Regions from separate parts of the Homo sapiens genome. Here region 1 is linked to region 2. A link is a loop called in an ENCODE intact Hi-C map of the cell type or tissue named here. Cell type or tissue: ascending aorta. All regions are shown on one strand. Each heading gives the region's core, and the rest is flanking DNA. Links, peaks and the distances in the headings are about the cores only. Region 1 overlaps FRMD4A (FERM domain containing 4A). Region 2 overlaps FRMD4A (FERM domain containing 4A).

Region 1 (5,376 bases), core at 159-5,158, 80 kb before region 2:
TTATGAAAACAAAGAAGGGGGAGCTAATCGTCTGAGTGAGGATGGCTAAATCGCTTGAAATAGGAAATAGCCACTGAGCACTGTTTTCAAGTCAATTTCATCATGAGGCCAAAATGAGGGGAGTCTGGAGACAGGGCTGCAACAGCAAGATCCACAAGCACTTGGAAAACTGCAAAGTGATATTAAAGTAGAACTTGTCTTCCTCAATCCATGTATTTCCCCCCAGTGATTTGTAAAGGGACATAGCAGGCATGCATATCAGATTTACAGAGGGCAAAGAGGTTCGGATGGTAGCTTCAAATGTCAAAGTTGGGGTCATATTGTTTACAGTTTTGTGTCGTACTCTTCACGCACGTGCTAGAAGCCCAGCATCGGAATAAGGGAATTAAGAGGTGCCCTGCATTCTACTGTGGTTAAACTGCTTCTGGAAATCTGTATTCAATTGTGGGTACCATATTTTATACAAGAAAATGAAAGAAATGGGAGAGAGACCAAAGAAGGATAACTAGACCGGGTGAAGGTCCAGAAACCAGTACTTCCCAGGACTGAGGGAAAAGCTGCATCGGTGGCCTACATATCACAAGCTCTAGTGGTAGCGTGACCATACAACCTACTGGCCATACCAGATACTTGTGAGGCAAAAGGGAGGCTATTATTGATTATATAGAGAGAACAGGTATAAACTAGGACTGTCCTGGGCTTACCCAAATGGGGGTTCGGGGGAACTTGCTAATCTGATGTGTATAAAGTGAAGGTGGGTTAACTTTGCTTTGGTGGGCAAAAAATAGACCCAATGAGGGGAAATTCCAGAAGATACATTCGGATTCAATGGAAGGAAGAACTTTTGAACAAGCATCATTGCTCAAAATGGAATGGGTTGCCCCGTTATCACTGCAAATCATCAGGAAGGGACCAGAGACTTTAGCAAGGGAAGTTGTAGAAAGGATTACAGAACTCAGGGACAGACGGACTCTAAGATCCCTTCCCTTCCTCTCCAATAAGTTGTGATGTATAAGGCATGGATATATAGGCACAGCTAGAAACAAAGAGTTCCAAGAAAATATATTCATTCTGATAGCTGATGTATTTACTTGTGATGTTTCCTTGGTACAATATTACATGTGGTTTGGTGAAACAAATTTTTACAACGTTCACTCAGTGCTTCAGAAAGCTTACAAAAATTTTAGTACAGACTGATAGGCACAAACGCATTTTTCTACTTTTTGATGCTACCAATTTTTCTCATATAAATGTGTGGTCGAACATCCCCTATTTAAAATGTAATTCTGTGCAGAAGAGTTACCGGCATCTGTTGCTGGTTTGGTAGAGAATTCACGTGCTCAGTAACCAAGAACCTTAATAACACTTTCTGGTAACATGAATTTGCCTACTTTGTTTCAGTGTCCAGTTTAATCTGTCGTTTTAAATGAAATTTTAAAAAAATTTTGCTTATGTTGTGATCAATGGAAGGAGACACAGTATTATTTACAACTATGGGTCTTATTATACAATAAGTTTTCACAGTTGTAAACATTTTATTGATACTAAAACAATAATACGTGTGATTAAAATAGAATGATGTGACTGCCATAATAGGCACACAATAAATATTTTATATGAATAATAAATATATATTTAAATAGCATATATCTTTATATATATAATTTCAAGGGCAATTATGTAATATAGGTACTATATAAATTAATTTGCATTCAGTGAAATATGTTTTAATTTGCCTATTCTGTAGAAATATGCCCCAAAAGCCAGTCTCAGGAACACATGCATTATTTGTCATTCACATACCTATGTGACAAGCAGAATCAATGTGGATCTGCCCTCAGTGATGGGTGAAGCCACATAGATAAGAGTTGGGGAATGGGCTCTCCTTGTCATAAACAATCTTCTTTGTATACTACTATAGTCATAATCTCCATTGCCTCCCAGGGAGGTGTGGAGCAGAAAATAGTATTCTAGACCACCTGCAAGTTTTCCAAATTCCACCCTTGGGTCTTTGGTGGCTCTTGACATACAGTAGGAAAATGGCCACCTATGAGGTTAGTATGTCCTGCCAGGCCACCTGCTTTGCTAAACCTGTGTTGGATACAAAGCACTCCTGTACTAAGTGCCTAAATCCAAGGTCCACATGCTCAGATGCCAAGTCCTGCCACGTTTAGCAGGAAGCACTCCACACCGACAGCTGACTCCAGTGACACCCTTAAATCAGATCAAACCTCTAGTGGCATCGGAGCAAGACACATCTGAGAAACAGGGACGCTCGAGAACTAGAGAACCACCAGTCCTACACGGAGGTCCCAGTTCCATGAGGTCAAAAAGAAGTCCCCAACCCTCCCCATTCCAATACAGAGCTGCAGGGAGAGCTTGGGGACCCGTAGTGCTTCCATAGGGGGAAGTTTCCACAGTGACTTTGACATCCACACGGAGCAGTCCATCTGGGCTAGAGGCTACCGCCTTTCTGTTTACATAACCAAGTACTTTGGAAAGGGTTCTGCTGGAATGTCGCTGGCAGGGACTTCTTGGTCTTGCATGAGCTGTGCTGGCAGATCCCTCCTTCCATTCTTCCTGGGGGAGGTTTTGACACTGGCTGGCTGCCCCATGAACCATCCCAGACACTTCATGGAGATCTGCCCCTGGGCGCCTGGTCCAGTGTCAGGAGCTCCCAGGAGGGGATAAGTCCTAGAGCTGCTCCCCATGTAAGCCTGGGCATGGAAGGTCAGGCCTGAGAGGGGTGGAAAGAGCGAGGGAGAGGACTCCCAAACCCAAAAGTCTCCCCACCCCCATCCTCATCAAGCCTCTTGGTGGAAATGCTGTCACAGACAGTAACGTAGCACCTTACAGTGCAATGGCCCCGGCAAACGAGAGTCTAAATATATCCAGGGTGCATATCATTAGTGAGCAGTTACAGAAATAAAGATGTTATGTTGTATCTGTTAGTCAAATCAAAAATTCTAATTGGACACAGAACAATTTCTCAAAGCTTTCAGCAGGAGGTAATTACTGTGTTGACTACTTGTAGCAAAAAAAAAAAAAAAAAAAAAGCTGAAATAGAGCCTAGTGTTTGGGCTGTTTCCATGAAAGAAGGAAGGAGAGAGATGTTTTTGCCTGGATCTGAGCTGCTTAAAAGCTGGCTGGGCTCCTGATCTTTGCACTTTCCTGGTTTAACCAGTGACACTGCTGCAAGCAGCTCACCATGTCACACCAAACCCTTTGATAACCAAAGTGCAGTGTATTTTTAGCAAAACCTTCAGAAAAGACCTGGAAATAAAGCCAGGCATGGTGGCTCACACCTGTAATCCCAGCACTTTGGGAGGCCGAGGCGGGCAGATCACCTGAGGTTAGGAGTTTGAAACCAGCCTGGCTAACATGGCAAAACGTTGTCTCTACTAAAAATACAAAAATTAGCCAGGCATGCTGGTGAGCACCTGTAATCCCAGCTACTCGGGAGGCTGAGGCAGAAGAATCACTTGAACCCGGGAGGCGGAGGTTGCAGTGAGCCGAGATCACGCTACTGCACTCCAGCCTGGGCGACACAGCGAGACTCCATCACAAAACATAGAAAGAAAAGAAAGAGAGAGAGAGAGAGAAAGAGAGAAGGAGAGAAAGAGAGAGGGAGGGAGGGAAGGAAGGAAGGAAGGAAGGAAGGAAGGAACCTGGAAATGAGTCTGTGACTAGATAATAGTATTGGAAAGCCAGAATTTTAAATCAGGACAGACAGATGAGGCAGGGACAGTGATGACATTTTATATCCTTCCTCATGTCTAGTCCTGAGCATCACACAAATGATTGACTAAAAGTATAAAAGTACAGAGTTACAATTCCTGATTGTGGTGATGGTTTCCCAGGTATAGTCACATATCAAGACATATCCAACAGTATATTTTAAATAAGCATAGTTTATTGTATGTCAATGATATATTAATAAATCTATTTAAATATGAGATTTAGCACTTTGTGAGGCCAAGGCTGGAGGATTGCTTGAAGCCAAGAGTTTGAGACCAGCCTGGGCAACACAGTGAGACCCCATCTCTAAAAAAAAATACAAAAATTAGCCGGGTGTGGTGGTAATCCCAGTGCTTTGGCCTGGAGTTCAAAACCAGCCTAGGCAACACAGCAAGACCCCATCTCTCAAAAACAAACAAAAAAAATCTTTTAAAAAACGTAGCCAGGCATGGAGACATGGGCCTGTAGTCCCTGGTACTCAGGAGGCTGAGGTGGGAGAATCACTTGAGCCCAGGAGTTTGAGTCTGCAGTGAGCCATGATGGCACCATTGTACTCCATCCTGGGCAGCAGGGTGATACCCCATCTCCCCACAAATAAATAAAATAAAATAAAAGAGAGACATTTCTTCCAAGTTATCAAAAAGACACCATCAGGAGCATGACATTGAGGATTCAATTTGTACAATGGCACATCTCAACAGAACTTTTCACACAATGAGGAATTCTTTTCTTTCCTTCCTCTTCCTCCTCCTTCTTCTTTCTCTTCCTTTTCCTGCTCCTCCTCTTCCTCCCTTCTCCCTTCTCCCTCCTCCTCTCCCTTCTCCCCCCTCCCCCTCCCCCTCCTTCCCCTTCTTCCTCCTCCTCCTCCCTTCCTCCTCCTCCTCCTCCTCCTTCTTCTTCTTCTTGAGATGGGTCTCACTATTTGACCCAGGCTGCTCTCAAACTCCTGGCCTCAAGCGATTCTCCTACCTCAGCCTCCCAAGTTGCTGGGATTACAGGTGTGAGCCACCACGCTTGGCTGTTTTTCATACATTATATTCTTATTATTTGAAGTTTGGTGCTTATGCATTTTCCCAGATGTCATCATACTCAGTTCTGAACCCTGGAGTTGGCAGTCTTTTGTGCTTTAAGCATCGTTTGTACATGGGTGAGCTTCAACTCTGTGTCTCCACTGTGGTGTCCCCTGACCCAGGTTTGTAGAGAATTATGCTCAAAACTGCCCTCTCCACACCTCACTTGGTCCCTTGTTAAACATCCCAAGCTCAGCGAGTCCCAGACGGAATTCCTGATCTCACTTTTCCCCAGATCACAGCTTCCCCTCCCAGGTAATGGTAGCTCTGCCTCGTCATCTCCATTTTGTGCTCTTTTGGCCCCAAATTCTGGACTCTTCTCTTTATCACATATCCCACACTGAACCCTCAGAAAATCCTGTTGGTTCTGTCTTCAGAATATCCAGAACCTGAACACTTTTCATCACCGTCATCATCATCATTGTCATCATTTGTCTGGATTCTTGCAAATGTGCTTCCAACTCTGCCCACCTTGCAATCTCACCCACACGGCACCCAAACCATTTCTGCATGGCCTCCGTGGGACCAGGGGCTCCCCAGCTCCACAATGGGGAGAGCCCCCCAGGGT
Region 2 (5,376 bases), core at 201-5,200:
CTAATAAAAGCCATTCACTTCAATTCTTTTAGCCATGGACACAATTTTCTTTCTTAGGGCCAGTTTTTCAAATGTCACAGACTACTAACAAAGCATACCTCATATTCAATTGTCTATGGTAAGGTAGTCTTCCAACTCTTCCAACCCCATGTTAATAATTCTGCTTTTTTTTTTTTTGAGACGGAGTATCACTCTGTCACCCAGGCTGGAGTGCAGTGGCTCAATCTCAGCTCACTGTAGCCTCTGCCTTCCGGGTTCAAGCGATTCTTGCACCTCAGCCTCCAGAGTAGCTGGGACTACAGGCGCTCACCACCACGTCCAGCTAATTTTTGTATTTTTAGTGGAGACGGGGTTTCGCCATGTTGGCCAGGCTGGTCTCGAACTCCTGACCTAAAGTGTTCTCCCTGCCTCAGCCTTCCAAAGTGTTGGGATTACAGGTGTTAGCCACTATGCTTGGCCTAATTCTGCTCTTAAATGCCATTTGATGATGGGTGATCCATCGTACTCCTAATCCAAGTCACTGAAGTATCTGGTGGCTACATGGACTACCAATACAGCAGGGTGGAGGAGATTCCCTCTGGCCCTGGGCATTTCTTTTCTGCAGATGAGCTGCAGTACTAGTCCTCAGGCCTTTGCATATGGCTAGAAACCAACCCTTGAAGTCTGGGGCTACAGTTCCCTCCTTAATGAAAAACACATTGTAATACCAGAAGTGGCGCCTGATGGCAAGCTTATTTGCCAACGTGGAGCCAGTGCCCTGCCGGGGTCTACTTTGTTTTGGAATTTCTAGCGTATTAAAGGCCCTAAAGAGAAACTGTGTTCCATATGTGGAGATAACCAGCCTTCCAGAAAAGCACAATGAAAAGGAAGGTGGGGCTGTGAGTAGTCAATGCTGAGAGAAAGGGAAAGACATTATTAGAATACATAAAGCAGTATGTATGAGGAATATTCCGGTATTTTCCAGTTTCTCCCATTCTTGGCTTGAAATCGGTTATGCATGTGAAAAACACCCAGGTGGCTTTTATTTTACACCCTTTCAAATTCATCTCTACAGTTGTTGCAAAGGGATCTTCCTAGAAAGGCAGATTCCCAGGAGTACTTCAATACTGAGTAAAATACTAATAATGAAATACTACCATTTACGGAGCACCTTGTTTGTGCTATACAGTGTGCTAAGTGATTTAGGTAGAATTCTTTTTTTTCTTTTTTTCTTTTGTTTTTTTAGACAGAGTCTCACTCTGTCACCCAGGCTGGAGTGCAGTGGCACACTCTTGGCTCACTGCAAACTCTGCCTCCCAGGTTGAAGTGATTCTCGTGCCTCCGCCTCCTGGGTAGCTGGGACTGCAGGCATGAGCCACCACACCCGGCTAATTTTGTACTTTTAGTAGAGATGGGGTTTCGCCATGTGGGCCAGGCTGGTCTTGAACTCCTGACCTCAAGTGATCAGCCTGCCTTGGCCTCCCAAAGTGCTGGGATTACAGGCATGAGCCACTATGTCCAGCCTTATGTAGGTTCTTTATCTCTAGAAGAAACTGATTTTGACCCCGTTTAACAGAAGACAAAACTGAGGCTCAGGACAACAAAGTTGCTTGCCAAGTCCATGCACGGGTAAATGGTGGAGTTGGAGTATGGACCTGTGTCAGTCTGACACTGAAGTCACCAAGGCTCATCTTGTGTACGCCATGATGCTAATCTAAAATTTCTAGCAAAGGGAAAAGAAAATAATTGTGGATGTATGGCTGTGTATTTTTCTGAGCGGCAGAGAAAACTGTTAGTTTACTAGACAATTAAGCAGTGAGTACTAAGATTCAAATGAATCGACTTGAATTTTCCAGCAGCATTAAGATTTCATAAAACAGCAAGAGGTTGGATGACAAAACAAAACAAATGGGCTACTCCCTGGTGTTGGCCCTTAGCAAAATCCTGGGAAGGGGGAAAGTGTAGACGTTGAGCATTTTTGAAAACTGAGATTCACAATAAGTTCCACATTTGTTCTGATCCTCCCTCCAGCCCCCACACTGGGCACTTTCTCAAGGCCTGAGAACTGGGTGTCTGCTTGTCCAGAACATTCTTGCTAAATAATTGGCTTAGAAAGTCGTGAAAGGCGTCAGTGGCTCTGAACCACGGGGAAACCCAAACAGTTTATGAAGAACAAGATCAGCCCGCCTTCTAGTGGATGGCTCCGACTCCGCAGAGCTATGTGTGGAAAGGCAAAGCCGGCCTTGAAGCTGAAACTTTCAACAAACAGGCAGAGACCTTAGGGAGGTTACAGTGTGCCAGTGTTTATGTTTCTGCATCTAACCCTTCCTTTTTGTTTTTTGTGAGACAGAGTTTCGCTCTTGCTGCCCAGACTGGAGTGCAGTGGTGCAATCTGGGCTTACTGCAATCTCTGCCTCCCGGGTTCAAACAAGTCTCTTGCCTCAGCCTCCCGTCTAGCTGGGACTACAGGCATGCACCACCATGCCCGGCTAATTTTTTGTATTTTTAGTAGAGACAGGGTTTCACCATGTTGACCAGGCTGGTCTCAAACTTCTGACCTTAGGTGATCCACCCGCCTCAGCCTCCCAAAGTGCTGGGATTATAGACGTGAGCCACCACGCTCAGCCATACCCCTCCTTTTTGATTAGCACTTTATCATAAACAGAGTCCAGAGAAAAAGGAGGAAGAGTAAAAATCCTCCTTCGCTAGAGAAAGCACAGTGTCTCAAGATTTAGAATCTAGCTGGCAACTGGGAATCTTTGGTGTTATTTCTGCGAGCAATGTGAATTCATTGGGTTGAACAAATGGCTAGCCCTTTTTGCATTTTCAGTTTTCCATTCCATTTATTCTTTATTGTGTCCTTGTATCTTTCTGGCCCCTAAAACTCGCTCACTCACTCCTTTTCTTTCTCTCTGTACTGTAAGCCACTTACAAAGTTGATTACATACGGCGACTAGGAACCCACCGCTCTTTCCCCACACCTTTCCCTTTGCTTGCCTTTTTTCTTTTTTTGAAAACCCTCCCCTCTCTAAGAGCCTATGTAAACCCTGCCTGTTCTTCAACTTCCTCCCTAGATCCTGCTCTCGGCACAGCTTGCTTCTTCCTCTGAAATCCAGTGGTATTTCTTGTCGGGATTTCTCACCTGGCCCCATACGCTACTGCAGTACATTGCTAGTTATCTCTTTCCTACTTAGGCGAGTGATTTACCTAGCTATTCTGAAAGGTGCAGCAAAGACTGTCTCCTATCCTTTTGTGTTTCTTTCTCGTTATCAGCACACCAACTGGCTTCTAACTCATTAAAGATTGCGTGATTGGAATGTAAAACAGTCGCGTGAACAACAGCCATGACCATTGTTTTTTTTTTTTTTTTTTTTGGAGACGGAGTCTCGCTCGTCGCCCAGGCTGGAGTGCAGTGGCGCGATCTCGGCTCACTGCAAGCTCCGCCTCCCGGGTTCACGCCATTCTCCTGCCTCAGCCTCCTGAGTAGCTGGGACCACAGGTGCCCGCCACCATGCCTGGCTAATTTTTTGTATTTTTAGTAGAGACGGGGTTTCACCGTGTTAGCCAGGATGGTCTTGATCTCTTGACCTTGTGATCCGCCCGCCTCGGCCTCCCAAACTGCTGGGATTACAGGCGTGAGCCACCGCACCCGACCAGTGTCTTTCTTTCTTTCTTTTTTTTTTTCCCCGCTCTTCTTGCCCAGGCTGGAGTGCAATGGCATGATCTCGGCTCACGGCAACCTCCGCCTCCCAGGTTTAAGCGATTCTCCTGCCTCAGCCTCCCGAGGAGCTGGGATTACAGGCATGCACCCCCACGCCTGGCTAATTTTATATTTTTAGTAGAGATAGGGTTTCTCCATGTTGGTCAGGCTGGTCTCGAATTCCTGACCTCAGGTGATCCACCTGCCTCGGCCTCCCAAAGTGCTGGGATTACAGGCACGAGCCACCGTGCCCAGGCTATTCTGCTTTTTACAATTATAACCAGTCTAGACAATTATAACCAATCTAGTTTCTTTGGATGGTTGAGATGTAGTCTTGATGGAAGAGAAGGGATTACATTGGACTAAGTTAACAATTTTCCCCAGCACTCTGAGTATTTTATTCTATGAAATGGCTTAAATATGGGAATTTTATTGGACAGCCTTGGCTGGGATTCTCAGCAATGGGCACTTGCAAGTATGAGAATCCCTTCTCAGTAAAAGTCCCCTCTCCCTGCAACAATGATCATCAGAGAATGTCTATCCATATTCAAAAGCTGTGAGTGGGCTAGGTGCGGAGGGTCACACCTTGTAATCTCAGCACTTTGGGAGGCCAAGGCAGGCAGATCATGAGGTCAGGAGTTTGAGACCAGCCTGACCAATATGGTGAAACCCTATCTCTACTAAAAATATAAAAATTAGCCAGGCGTGGTGGCGCGTGCCTTTGGCCCCAGCTACTTGGGAGGCTGAGAGAGAAGAATTGTTTGAACCCGGGAGGCAGAGGTTGCAGTGAGCTGAGATTGTGCCACTGCACTCCCCTCCGGGTGACAGAGCAAGACTGTTTCATAAAAAAAAAAAAAAAAAAAAAAAAAAAAGCTGTGAGTGATTTTTTTTTTTAGATTTGTAATCATCAGGTGACAGGTTCATTATTCTTCAAAGACCTTTTAGAGGAGGGTGTTTTAGACAATGGCCAGGTTGTGTCATGACAGCTGAGCTCGTTGTTTCATGGGTTTACCCGCTTCATGAGCTTGGGAGGCAAACCAGATATAACACAGTCGTGAAAATGAGGCCACTCCAAGCTCATGCATGTGCTCAGTTTCTACCCGGGAGCACTGTGAGAGCTGGCACTTGCTGCCCTTCTACTGCCATTCCTGGATCAGAGCCCTGCAACACGGGGTCAGCTGCAATTTGCCCCCCAGGGCTGAGTATCAACAGGCACTTCCCCTCGCTCTGAAAATGCTTGGGGGCATCCTCGTGCTCTCTATTTGGCCAAGAGAGAACACGAACCGCAGGTTATTTGGCCCAGACCAGTAGATGCCGTGGAAAAGGCACCGTGGCTGCCCCAGAACAGGCAAATCACAAAATGCTTGCCTTGGGAAGCATAAACAAAGCCTCATGGTGTAGGAGGGGCAGCCCCCGCCTTTGGATCCGGGATCAGAGGGAAGAGAGAATACAGGGCTGTTTAGATTTCTAGGAACCACTATCTCTGTGAACTTCACTCTGCTGTGAGCCCCAGGAAGTACCTGCTACCCAAGACACCAACAATTGCCTGCCTGGAATCTTTGGCGGCAGCTTGTTTCCTGACAAAATTGTTTGTCAAAAGCCTTCATTGAATTTCCCCTGGAAACTGAAAGGAAACTCACCACAGTTATGATAATAGTAACAATCGTACACTTATTTTGGAAACAGACGCTTTAATT

What was found. Hi-C counts contacts between places; a loop is a spot of excess contacts. Peaks named below come from ENCODE experiments on the same cell type or tissue, not always from the same donor. Only the 100,000 strongest peaks of a DNase experiment are listed, where the experiment ranks them.
Region 1: it touches region 2 in a loop (2.0-fold over the local background); 4 of 110 quality-filtered maps call a loop at or near these places.

The regions. Positions count from the first base shown.
Region 1 is chr10:13,875,188-13,880,563 of GRCh38, forward strand. The region is part of intron 2 of FRMD4A (FERM domain containing 4A); the gene reads right to left. Among named protein-coding and RNA genes, the nearest start is that of FRMD4A-AS2, 110 kb to the right of the region's middle. In ascending aorta, for the core only: no CTCF peak of the experiment used is centred there; a DNase peak (open chromatin) is centred at 2,534; H3K4me3 peaks cover 1,186 bases; H3K27ac peaks cover 4,300 bases.
Region 2 is chr10:13,954,949-13,960,324 of GRCh38, forward strand. All of the region lies in intron 2 of FRMD4A (FERM domain containing 4A), which reads right to left. Among named protein-coding and RNA genes, the nearest start is that of FRMD4A-AS2, 34 kb to the right of the region's middle. In ascending aorta, for the core only: a CTCF peak has its summit at 2,173 (motif pointing left); a DNase peak (open chromatin) is centred at 2,113; H3K4me3 peaks cover 595 bases; H3K27ac peaks cover 2,317 bases.